Regions from separate parts of the Homo sapiens genome. Here region 2 is linked to region 1. Evidence: chromatin contacts called from ENCODE Hi-C data. All regions are on one chromosome and are shown on one strand. The core of a region is the stretch at or near the end of the contact, and the rest is flanking DNA. Distances in the headings are between cores, read along the strand shown.

Region 1 (5,778 bases), core at 353-2,852:
CTTTAAACACTAGACTTCCCATGAAAATCTCCATTTCTGGGTGGTTTTTTTTTTTTTAATGGAGTTTCGTTCTTGTCACTCAGGCTGGAGTGCAATGGCATGATCTCGGCTCACGGCAACCTCTGCCTCCCAGGTTCAAGCGATTTTCCTGCCTCGGCCTCCTGAGTAGTTGGGAATACAGGCGCCTGCCATCACGCCCGGCTAATTTTTGTATATTTATTTATTTATTTATTTATTTATTTATTTATTTATTGAGACGGAGTCTGGCTCTGTCGCCCAGGCTGGAGTGCAGTGGCGCTATCTCGGCTCACTGCAAGCTCCGCCTCCTGGGTTGATGCCATTCTCCTGCCTCAGCCTCCCGAGTAGTTGGGACTACAGGAGCCCGCCACCACGCCCGGCTAATTTTTTATGTTTTTAGTAGAGATGGGTTTTCACCGTGTTAGCCAGGATGGTCTCGATCTCCTGACCTGGTGATCCACCCGCCTCGGCCTCCCAAAGTGCTGGGATTACAGGCGTGAGCCACCGCGCCCGGCCTAATTTTTGTATTTTTAGTAGAGACGGGGTTTCACCATGTTGGCCAGGCTGGTCTCGAACTCCTGACGTCAAGTGATCCCCCGACCCCCTACCCCCTTGCCTCAGCCCCGCAAAGTGCTGGGATTACAGGCCTGAGCCACTGCCCCGCCATCTTTTTTTTTTTTTTTTTTTTTTGAGCTGGAGGGTGTGGGCTTGTGCTGGGCTCTCATGAGTTGCCAGTGCCTTGAGGCTCAGTGGCCACAGTCCCCCCAGCCCCACTCCCTGCCTTACGCAGCTGAGTTTGAGAGCCATGAACTGAGCCCAATTAAACGGTGTAGAGCCCTTTGCCCTCTTTCTGTGCCCATCTCAAGGGCAGACGAAGGCCAAACTGACGTGGCCTGGGTGAGGGTCCCGAACACCCTGGACTCAGACCCTACCTCTCCGTGGCAGGGCGCCGCGGCAGCAGGTGCACAGGCCGTGGCTCTCACTCTCACCGTCTCACGCCAGAGCGACCCGGGCAAAGCCGCGCGCGGTGGCCGGCGTGGCTGGGAGCAGCCCCCGAGCCCCCGTCAGACCAACGCGGATCGCGGCACTGCTGCGACCCGAGCATCCCGCGTGCTCCCTCCGGGACCACTAGGCCCGGCCGCCGCGGGAACTCCGAGCCTCCCCACGGTCCCCAGGGGGCGCTGCGTGCTCGCGCCTCGGGGAGCAAAGCGAAAGTCGCTCGGGCACGCGGGGTGCAGTTGCGCGTGGGGCGCTGCCTGGGGGAGCCAGAGGCCCCGGGACCCCTTATGTAGCGCCCGGGCCCCAGCCGCAGCCCACCCAGCGAGAAGCGCCCCTGCCCACCGCCGCGCACGCTCGGAGCCGCGGGGCCAAGACTGCGGGAGGGGAGGGGTCCGCTCCGGGCCAGCGCCAGTCGGGGGTCTCCAGGCCCCAACGCACCAGGGCGGGCCGGAGGCGGGACGGGCCGCGCGGGACAGCGGAGGGGGTGCCTGGGCGCGCCGGGCCGTCGGGGAAGCGCGGAGGCGGGCACGCCGGGGAGGGCGGGAGGGGGCCGAGCTTATAAAGGCCCGCGGGCGGAGGAGGGCGGGAGCCGCCGTCCGGCCCAGCTCGGCCCCAGTGAGCCGAGCGCTGCGCTCCGCCGAGGGGCAGGGCGGTCGCCTGAGCGAGCGCGGGCCCGGGACGTCGGCACCGGCGGGGCGGCCGAAGGAGAAGGAGGAAGAGGAGAAGGCGGCGCGCGGGTCCCCGCGGGTCAGCCATGGCGCGCCGGCCCCGGGGCCCCCGCACCGCCCCATAGCGCCGCGGCGTCCGCTCGGTCTGGGCCGGGCCCTGGGCCCTCCAGCCATGGAGCCGCACGTGCTCGGCGCGGTCCTGTACTGGCTGCTGCTGCCCTGCGCGCTGCTGGCTGGTGAGTGGGGGGCGGGCGCCTGGGGGCGACGGGAGGGGGCTGCGTCTCGGCTCCCCACGGCCTGGACACCGGACGACGCCGGCCGGGGCGAGGGCTGCGGGCGAGCGGGCGCGGAAATTCCCAGGGACGCGCGACCCGGGCGCCCGCATTCCTGAAGCATGAGCGCGCCAGGCGGCGGCGGGGCTCCTGTCCCAGGGCCGGGCTGGAAGGGCGGCGGCGGCTGGGGGAGACGGCACCGCGTGCCCACGGGGGCGGTCGAGCGAGCGCCGGGCATAGCGCGGCTGGCGTCTCCGCCGGGGCGCTGCGGAGAGGAGGCCGCCGGGCGAGGCGGTGTTTGCCCCGGTGGGAAGGGCCGCGGCGGTGGTGGGGGGAGCACGAATCTCTTTTTCTCTTTCGGGTTTAAAAAAAAAAGCGCAAAGTTGCATCAGGACTTCCTGACAATCTGGGAGAAGGCGGGCTTCCTGCCTGGAGCTGTTTAATTTGGAGCTTCCCGAGCCCAACGAACGTCCGTGCCCAGGGCCCAGCCCCGCTCACCGCTGCACCCCCCTCTGCCGGACTGAGGCGGTCCCACACTTTGGAAAAAAATAGTGTGGGTTCCTCCCTGGTCCTCCCTTGCCCTACTGGGCTCAGTTTCGCAGGGGCGGGGGCCGGCCTCTGCCCTGGTCTGGGGGAGGGGACACCCCCGGAGGCTGTGGCCTGGTGTCAGGGCGGGGCAGGGGTCCCCAGTCCTGGCATCTGTGTTCCCTGCTTGCCGGGCAGTGGTGCCCCTTTCGCGAAGCACACCCGGGTGGCTTGGTGCTGCACGGCCTGGCACCCCTACCCTTCCCCGACCCTGGCCTAGCCGGGACCCAGGGTCCGCGCCCTCCGCCCGGGGGCTCCCCACGTGTGATTGATCTGGGAAGCAGTCGGATGGAATTAACCCACGGACAAGTGGGACGGTTTGCATTGGGAGTCCGCCATGGACACGGCAGGTGGGGCCTTTTGATTGTAAAAGCCCTTTCGGAGCCCTTGCCTCGCTCCAGGTGGGAGCTCGCCCAGCGCTAGCTTTGGGGATCTAGAGCCGCCTGCCTGAGGCTCCCAGACAGACTGCGTTTTGATCGGTCGCACAGAAAGGTGGTGAAACTTGGGGAAGATTTTCTAGACAGGAATCAATGAAAACCATTGAGGCTGGAGAGGAGAGGTTTTGAGCAACTCTCTTCAGTGCGGTCAGCCCTGTGTGGACTGGGCAGCCTGGGACCTGCTCCCAGTGCAGGGTCAGATGGGCCGTAAACAGGGCCCGGCTGTGTTCCTTCCTGTGCCTTGAAAACAAGCAGGACAGCCTGGCACAGAGGCAGAGTCTAGAGCTGACAGGCCTTAGAGAGGGAAACAGGAAAGCTTCTGAAACGTCCCGTTCACACTGATCGTTCCATTTCCTCTTGTGTCTGAGTGGGAGCGGGTGTCCTCCCTGCAGGGAATGCCCCCCCTCTCAGATGGCAGCTGCTCCTTGGGCAGAGTTGGCAATGTTTTTCTTTAAATGACCAGATGGTAAATATTTTCATGTCACAAAATCTTCTTCTTCTGGTATTTTTCCAGCCATTAAATGTAAAAGCCCTCCTGAGTTCATGGGCTGTACCTAAACAGGTGTTGAGCCCGATTCTGTGGCACATGTGGTTTGCTGCCCCCTGGGCATTGGTCAGGGGGCCTGGGTTCTGCCTTCTCGATTGCTATCCGCGTGGGGGATCTGGGGGAGGGATCACTGTTCTTCTTGCTTTTGGCCTCCTTGGGGAGGATGGGGAGGTAGCCCAGGGGTGCTCACCCAGGCCCCGTGTCAGTCTTCTATGAAACTTTTAAAGAATAGTGATGACTGACTGTCTGTCTGTATGGTACTTTCCTTAAACCTAAAACTGGTCCCAAATAAAGTCTCTTAATTTGAAAGATGCTGAAGCCCGGGCCATACCCCACACTGATTCTGTGTCTGGGGATGGGGCGTGGGGCCTGGGCCTCACTCAGTGTTTTCTCTCAGTCACCTGGGGGAGATGGAAGTGGAGCCGGCCAAGAACCCTGCCTGCCTGCCTGCTGGCCGGGACTCCTGAGTCAGGCTCTCTGGCCCTGGGGTGTGGGCAGCTCCAGATGGACCCGCGATGTGCAGGTTCAGCTGGCCTGGCCGGAGGTGGGACACTGGCTTTGCTGTCTTTGGAGTGCCCCCTCCCTCTCTGGCGAGCTTTGGCTGGAAGCAGTTCTACCGTGTTTTGGAAATGAATGAGGCCTTCAGAAGGCATTAGTCAGTGTGTGCCTGCGCTGGCTCAGACAGTGCCTGGTGAGGGTTTGAGTCATCCTGGGGTGCCCCTGGCCCCCACGCCCTCCCTCTCCAGTGCAGGATCATTACCCAAAAATCTGGCAGGGAGCTGCCCCACCCACAGGGAGCAGGGGCCTCCTTCAGCAGTCTCACCTAATGTTGCTGGAGCCTTGGGGGATCAGGGCCCATCTCTTCTAGAGAGATGTCAGGGCAGGGCTGGGCGCGATGGCTCACACCTGTAATCCCAGAGCTTCGGGAGGCCAAGGTGGGAGGATTGCTTGAGCGTAGCCATTCGAGAGCAGCCTGGGCAACGTAGAGATCCCCATCTCTATGAAAAATATTTAAAAATTAGCTGGGCATGGTGGTAGTGCACCTGTAGTCCCAGCTACTCAGGAGGCCAAGGTGGGATGATTGTTTGAGTCCAGGAGTTGGAGGCTACAGTGAGCCATGATTGTATGACTGCACTCCAGCCTGGGTGACAGACCCTGTCTCAAAAAAGAAAAAGGAAAAAAAAGGGCAGGACATTTGTGATTCTGATAATATGGGACCGCACCTCCAGTTCTATCAGTGGGAAATCTAGACAGGGCTGCGGAAAGCCAGCTGGTGCGAGAGGAGCCACCGTGTCACTGACTGTGGGACACCCACGTGGGCTGACAATATGGCTTCTGCTTTTCAGGGTGCCTCGTGGCACAGCCTAGGGGCACACCCACGGCCGGCAAGCTGGGCGTCACCTCCTTCAGGCTGATTGTCACTGAGAAGTGTCACCATTTAGCATGAGGGATGCTGCCTCCTTTTTCAGAACATTGTCACCATCAGGGTCTCACCACTCCTGGGAGGCGGCCGAGAAGCTGGGGAACAGCAGGCACTCGGCTCACAGTTGCTCAGCAGTGCAGACCCTCTGAGCTGAGCATGGCAGAGTCACCCTTCGGAGGCCTGTGCCCGGGTCTCAGGACCTGCACAGAACCCTGGCCTGTCCCATCCGAGGGTGCTGGGAAGAGCATGGCCGTGGCAGAGTAGGGTGGGAGCTGCTTTCCTCTGTGGCTTGGGGGCCCCTTCTGAGCATCAGCTCCCTGGTGTGACAGAGGGGCGCACTCTGTCCCCATGCTGGGCCTGGAGGCTGGATGAGTCAGCAGGAGAGCCTGGGGCCTGCCTCACAGCACCAAGGGCTGCAGGTGTGAGTGTGCACATGTGTGCGTGTTTGGGGAAGGGGCCAGGGACTGCCCAGGAGCTGAGGATGGGTCACAGCGGGTGCTCGTCCCGCAGCGGGTCACTGGTGCCCAGGACACAGGGAGCTCCAGCCCCAGCTGCCAGGGTCCCACAGAGAGGAAGTTTCCTCTGGGGGTGGGTGGGGGCGCACAGTCTCTGATCCTGGCCCCAAGGCAGCTTCCTGGGCGGTGTCTCTCCTGTGCTGACTCGGCAGTGCATTTGCTTTCGGTGCTCAAAGATGAAGGGGAACCACCGTGGGCCTTGACGGCCTCATCTGCCCGCTGCAGCCCACTCCTGAGATGGGACCACCGCAGTCGTCAGGGTCCAGTGAGAGCCGCATCTTGCAGGAAGCCATTCCTGGCCTCTCTGGCCTCAG
Region 2 (6,892 bases), core at 3,136-5,635, 920 kb before region 1:
AATAATAGCAGCTTCCTTTTAGAAATCCTACAAATGGCCGGGCGCGGTGGCTCACGCCTGTAATCCCAGCACTTTGGGAGGCCGAGGTGGGCGGATCACGAGGTCAGGAGATCAAGACCATCCTGGCTAACACGGTGAAACCCCGTCTCTACTAAAAATACAAAAAATCAGCCGGGCGTGGTGGCCCGCACCTGTAGTCCCAGCTACTCGGGAGGCTGAGGCGGGAGAATGGCGTGAACCTGAGAGGCAGAGGTTGCAGTGAGCTGAGATCGTGCCACTGCACTCCAGCCTGGACGACAGAGAGAAACTCCGTCTCAAAAAATAAAAATAAAATAAAAAGTAATGGCTGGGCGCAGTGGCTCATGCCTGTAACCCCAGCGGTTTGGGAAGCCGAGGCGGACGGCTCTTTTGAGGTCAGGAGTTCGAGACCAGCCCGGCCAACATGGCGAAACCCCGTCTCTACTAAAAATACATAAATTAGCTGAGCGTGGTGGCGGTAGTCCCAGTTACTCAGGAGGCTGAGGCCGGAGAATTGTTTGAACCTGAGAGGCAGAGGCTGCAGTGAGCCGAGATCACGCCATTGTACTCCAGCCTGAGCACAGAGCGAGACTCCATCTAAAAAAAAATAAAAATAAAACTATTCTGCATAAGCAGTGTCCAAATCATAACAAAAATCAAATGAAAAGTAAACAAGATGTAACCTTATATCCATTGGACCGGAGAAGATGAGGAAGCTGGACGATGCTGAGTACAGGAGGGGGAGGGAGCTCACGCACACTGTGGGGTGGACACGGCAGTGGCCCCAGGGGACCAGGTGCAGTCCTGGAGTCCAGGTAAGTGTGGACGGAACCTCCGACCTGGCAAGGCTGCTGCCGGTTTTAGAGGATGTATATGCAGTGGAGGCAATGGAGTGTCTGTCCCGGGAGGGCAGGGAAGGACGGAGAATCCACACGGCAGCTCATGGAGTGTCCATCCCCGGGCAGGAAGGGAGGGAGCCGTGAATGTGTACAGCCCACGTAGCCACCGCTGCCTAACAAACTACCCCAACTCAGGGGCTTAAATACTCAAGACGCCAGGCATGGTGGTTCACACCTGGAATCCCAGCACTTCGGAAGGCTGAGGCGGGGGGATCACTTGAGCCCAGGAGTTTGAGACCAGCCTGGGCAACATAGTAAGGCCCCCCTCTCTACTAAAAAGTTAAAAATTAGGCTGGGCACCGTGGCTCACGCCTGCAATCCCAGCACTGTGGGAGGCCGAGGTAGGTGGATCACCTGAGGTCAGGAGTTTGAGACCAGCCTGGCCAACATAGTGAAGCCCTGTCTCTGCTGAAAATACAAAAAGTACAAAAATCAGCCAGATGGCTCCTCAGCATCATGGGAGGCTGTTTCTAGGTGGTAACCCAATGACCAGGGGTTGGATTCATCCGAAGAGCTGTCTGCTGTCTATGGTTGGTGCCAGCTGTCGGCTGGGACCTCATTCAGGGCTGTCGGAACGACGACGTGAGGACTGGATGTGTTGCCAGGGGCTGCCAAAACGACCACAAAATGGGTGGCTTACAGCAACAGAAATGTTCTCTCTCACCATCTTGCAGGCCTGAAGTCAAAATCAAGCTGTCAGCAGGGCTGACTCCCTCTGGAGGCTTTAGGGTAGAATTCTGTTTGCCTCCAGTTTCTGGTGGCTCTAACACAGCTGTGTTACCTTCGCTCACGGCACCCTCGTTCCACTCTGCCTCCGTCTTTAAGCGGTCTTCTCTCCTGTGCGTTCATATCTAAGTTTCTCTCTCCTCATAAGGACAGCAGTCATACTGGATTGAGGGCCCATGCCAACCCAGAACAACCTCATCCTTTTTTTTTTTTTTTTTTTGAGATAGAGTCTTGCTCTGTGGCCCAGGCTGGAGTGCAGTGGCGCGATCCCGGCTCACTGCAAGCTCCGCCTCCTGGGTTGACGCCATTCTCCTGCCTCAGTCTCCCGAGTAGCTGGGACTACAGATGCCCGCCACCACGCCCAGCTAATTTTTTGTATTTTTTAGTAGAGATGGGGTTTCAGTGTGTTAGCCAGGATGGTCTCGATCTCCTGAGTTCGTGATCCACCTGCCTCGGTCTTCCAGAGTGCTGGGATTACAGGCGTGAGCCACTGCGCTCGGCCCAGAACAAACTCATCTTGATTTTTGTCTGGAAAAACTATTTCCAAAAAAGTCCCAAGAATAGGCTGCAGGTGAATGTGAGTCGCAGGTCGAAGTTGCAGGCCAAAAGCTCTGCACACGGCCGTGGCCTTCTCACTCTAGTGGCTGGGTTCTGAGGGTGTGTTAGTCCGTCCCCATGCTGCTGTAAATAGCTGCCTGAGGCTGGATAATTTATAAAGAAAAGACGTTTAATTGACTCACAGTTCCGCATGGCTGGGGAAGGCCTCAGCAAACTCACAATCATGGCAGAAGGCGTCTCCTCACAGGGCGACAGGAGCGAGAATGAGCACTGAACAAAGGGGAGAACCCCTTATAAAACCATCGGATCTCGTGGAATTCACTATCACGAGAACAGCATGGAGGAAGCTGCCCCCAAGATTTAATTATCTCCACCTGGTCCTGCTCCAGACCTGTGGGATTACAATTCAAGATGAGATTTTGGGTGTGGATACAGAACCAAACCATGTCAGAGGCCAAGGATCTCAAGACAAGGCCAGGGTATGGCATGTTTATGATTTAGCCTTGGAATTCATTCCACATCAGTTCTATTCCATGGGTTGAGGCAGGTGCAAAAACCCACCCAGGCCTATGGGAGGAGAGCTAGGCCCACTGCTGGATGGATGGACTGGTGTTGCCAAATTCAGTGAGGACAAAGGCAGAACAGTTACCTCCACCCTCCTCCGCATCAGAAGAAGAATAAAGATGAGACTTACGAAGTTAGCTGTCCTGAGGACTGGTGTGGACCCATGGTGGCACTGGGCACCAAGAGTGAGTTCAGTAAACAGTAAGTAAAAGAGCTCCCTGTCCAGAGGTGGCCACCTAGATAACTCAGGGAGATCCACCGACTGCATCACGATTTTTTTTTCCAGACATTCTCGCTCTGTCACCCAGGCTGGAGTGCAGTGGCACGATCTTAGCTCACTGCAACCGCAACCTCTGCCTCCCAGGTTCAAGTAATTCTCCTGCCTCAGCCTCCCAAGTAGCTGGGCTTACAGACATGTGCCACCACGCCCGGCTAACTTTCGTATTTTTAATAGAGACGGGGTTTCACCATGTTGGCCAGGCTGGTCTTGAACTCCTGACTTCAGGTGATCCGCCCGCCTCGGCCTCTCAAAGTGCTGGGATTACAGGCGTGAGCCACCGCACCCGGTCATGATCACTATTTCTAAGATGCCAGCAGGGAACTTCCAGGTAAAAAATCTAAGAAAAAGGGGGGACCTCGCCGCCCAGGCCCAGGGAAAGTTTCAACAAACTTGGGCCTTGGTTTTGGTGGCCTGGAGAGATGAGGGACACAGACGTGAAGTAGCAAAGCCTGCCCAAAGCGGGGGTGTGGGGTAGGGGTGGGTTTCGGCTGGGACCTCCAAGGGTCTCCCTCATCCTCCTCTACTTCTGGGCAATGCGAGAAAGTGGCTGTAGCACAGAACAGAGGAACCCGAGCGAAGAAAACGTCCCCGGGAAGTCGTGGCCCAGATTTAGCCTGGGTGGATCCGCAGCCCAGGTCAGCTTTTAGCCTAGAGAGGGGGGCGGCTTCGCCCTGCCTCAGAGACCCGCCCAGACGATGCTCTCAAGGGCTGCAGATGGCAAGTGCAGGAGGCCGGGAAGCGGAGCCAGCATAAACAGAATCTGAGGTCCCCGCATCCACCTGAGGCTGCTGTTTCAGACGAGGCTGAAAGGCTTGTCCTTCCGCCCACCTTCCGTGCCGCGGGCCCCTCCCTCAAGGGGATGGCCCCGCCCCACAGGGGAGGCCCGCCCCCGGATCCGGCCAATCCCCGCCAGGTAATGCAGGTGGCCCCGCCCCGCAGGAAAGGCTCTTCCCAGGATCCAGCCAATCCCCGCCAGGTAATGCCGGTGGCCCCACCCCCCAGGGGACGAGCCCGCGCACCTGCTTCCCCGCGGCCGGGTCGCCTGGGGCTGGGTCCCTGTCTCGTGGGGAGGAGCGGCCCAGGCACAACGTTCCCTGAGCGCCTGCCATGAGCCCGCAGCCCTCGGCCCAGCGGCGTCGTGAACGATACCGGTCCCGCGAGGAGACGGGCGACGCGGTGACAGGAGGCTCTCGGGGTGCCTCGCGCAGGGGCTCGGCCGGGCTGACACCTCCTCCTCCCCTTTCACCAGGCCCCGCCCCTCCTAAATTATTCGGAGGCGGGGCCTGCGCCAAGCCCCGCCCCGCCCCCAGCGTCACGGCCGCGGACCCCGGGCGGAGCCGACTCCCGGCGGAAGCGCGCGGCGCGCGGGGAGGCCCGAACTGATCCGCGGCGGCCGGAGACCGCTGGGGACAGACAGGTAGCGCCGTCACCCGCGGGATCCGCAGCTCCATCTGCCGGGCGAAGGGGCTCTGGTCGGGAGAGGGCTCAGCGGGCGGAAGCGCGTCTCTAGAGAAGGGTGCGGTCGATAACCGGGGGCGCCCCTGGAAGGCCGAGGTACCCAGGCTGGAGGGAGGGGCTGGAGGTGCGGGGGCGCTCAACTGGAGGGGCCTGGATCGCTGGGTGGGCGGGCAGCTGATGGGGCCGAGGTCTCCAGCGTAGGGGGTGCCGAAGATACCGGGGGCGCCCAGCCGCTGGGGGCGGGGTCTCCAGGCTCGAGGGGTCCTGGGGACGCTGGGTGAGGGTTCGGGGAGAGCGCGGCGGGCTGGGCGCGGCCTTAGGTCCCTGACCCCCCCGACCCCCGTCCGCCGCAGGATGGGCAGCAGCTCGCTGTCCGAGGACTACCGCCAGTGCCTGGAGCGCGAGCTGCGACGGGGCCGCGCGGGCGTGTGCGGGGACCCCTCGCTGCGCGCGGTGCTCTGGCAGATCCTGGTGGAGGACTTCGACCTGCACGGGGCGCTGCAGGACGACGCGCTGGCTCTGCTCACCGACGGGCTGTGGGGCCGCGCCGACCTGGCGCCCGCGCTACGCGGCCTGGCTCGCGCCTTCGAGCTTCTGGAGCTCGCCGCGGTGCACCTGTACCTGCTGCCCTGGAGGAAGGAGTTCACCACCATCAAGGTAGGCGCCAGGCCAGGAGGAGCGCGCCCCTCGTCCTGGCCTGCGGGTCGCGGGGCCGCCGACCATGGGGGACCACGCCTTTCGAGAGAGAGGGGCTTCAAGTGTCCTCAGTGCCTGGTGGGCTCCTCAAGGCTCCGAGCGCTGAGGGGTCGTGGGCGTGTGGGGGCACCCACTCCTAGGGCTGAGAACATGGGGTGGGCGAGGGCAGGCTTGGGTGCTGCCTACGGGGTCCTGCCCTGAGAGCTTGCGTCAGTGTCTTCCCTAAGAGGCCTCGCGGCCCCAGTTGCCATGGAAATCTTAGGACGGGGGCACAGAAGGGACTTGAGTTCCCATGGTCATCCTAATTCCTCCAGGTTATGGGCCAATCCCATTTGCAGAGGAGGCCGCCGAGGCTGGGAGGACTGCAGATGGGTGCATCCCTGTGAAGTCTCAGGGCTGGGCTCAGACCTAGTGAACTCCACGGCCTGGGGCGGGAGGCTGTGCCCAGGGCTGGCCTGGCCTCTCCAGGTGAGCTCCTGGCGGCAGGAGGGGGCAGGGCCGCCGGGAGCTCTGAGCTAATTCGGAAGAGTAGGAAGCCGATGACGTCACTGGGCACGTGGGCGAGCTACGCCTCCGCCGGTTGCCATGGCAGCGGCAGTCTCTCCGCGGCTCCCCGGGGACACCTGCTGGTCGGAGGCGCCAGGACTTTCATTCATGAGAGAGGACGGACAGGCCCGCCCTTGAGGCCTCCCAGGGGGCGGGGCGGGGGAATAACCGGCTTCAGTGCCGGACAGCCCTGGTTTGGACTTAGTTCTGCTGCTTCCTGGCCGCGAGGACTTGGCCAAATTAGCTAATCTCTGTCAGCCCCTTTCCTCCTGAGACAGCGACACGGGAACAGTCCAGTTCATGGGGCCAGAGGAATGAATCAAAGCCCCGAGCTCAGTGCTGCAGGCACTGGGCGCTCCACACGTGGGCCGTGTCCAGGCATTAGATGCTAGGAGTCCCGGAGTTAGGGAATTTGAGAGTCAGGAGACGCTCGCAGTGATTGTCCTGAGCTCCTTTAGTTCTTCACCTAAGTGTAGGCTAGAAAGCACTCAGCCAGGCCGGGCGCGGTGGCTCACGCCTGTAATCCCAGCTCTTTGGGAGGCCGAGGTGGGCAGATCACGAGGTCAGGAGATTGACACCAGCCTAACCAACATGGTGAAACCCCGTCTCTATTAAAAAATACAAAAATGAGCTGGGTGTGGTGGCACGCGCCTGTAATCCCAGCTACTCAGGAGGCTGAGGGAGGAGAATCACTTGAACCTGGGAGGTGGAGGTTGTAGTGAGCAGAGATCGAGCCACTGCACTCCATCCTGGTGACAGAGTGAGACTCCGTCTCAAAAAAAAAAAAAAAAGAGCACTCACCCTTCTACCGTCCCACGGCTGTCAGCCCAGTGCATGGACAGCCTCTGGAGAGCGCTGAAAACAGACGTGTCACCCCCATGGTGGAATACTACACAGCAGGGGGAATGAACGTTACAGCTTCTGTCCTTGTCTGCAAGACTGTAGTGGAAAAAAACAAAGTTCAGAACAACACGTTTAAGAGGCTACCTGTCTAGCTTTGGTTAGAGACCTTACAAAGAGGTGAAAAAAAAGGGGGGACTACCTCATACGAGGAGCAAACGAAATCTGTATTTGGGTTTGCAAAACAAACACCTGGGCAAGTACATTCAAAACTAATTAGATGAGGCCATCTCCAGGGGTGAAGGGA

What was found. Hi-C counts contacts between places; a loop is a spot of excess contacts on that map. Pooled maps may share reads with other maps.
Region 2: a map with no recorded cell type shows a loop between it and region 1 (6-fold over the local background). The contact joins the promoter of SPATA2L here to the promoter of PIEZO1 in region 1. A Hi-C loop is called at or near these places in 1 of 37 single-sample maps with no recorded cell type and 4 of 50 pooled maps.

What each region holds. Positions count from the first base shown.
Region 1 is chr16:88,781,044-88,786,821 of GRCh38, reverse strand. It overlaps PIEZO1 (piezo type mechanosensitive ion channel component 1 (Er blood group)), which reads left to right and starts at 1,602. Exons shown (of 51, transcript NM_001142864.4): 1 at 1,602-1,921. The coding sequence starts at 1,858. RefSeq lists silencers at 1,104-1,433, 1,474-1,953, 2,454-2,773 and enhancers at 1,458-2,371, 4,854-4,933, 4,944-5,313, 5,334-5,473, 5,514-5,643.
Region 2 is chr16:89,699,198-89,706,089 of GRCh38, reverse strand. SPATA2L (spermatogenesis associated 2 like) reads left to right here and starts at 4,385. Exons shown (of 3, transcript NM_152339.4): 1 at 4,385-4,462; 2 at 4,857-5,160. The coding sequence starts at 4,858. RefSeq lists silencers at 3,790-4,509, 4,680-4,779 and an enhancer at 5,782-6,647.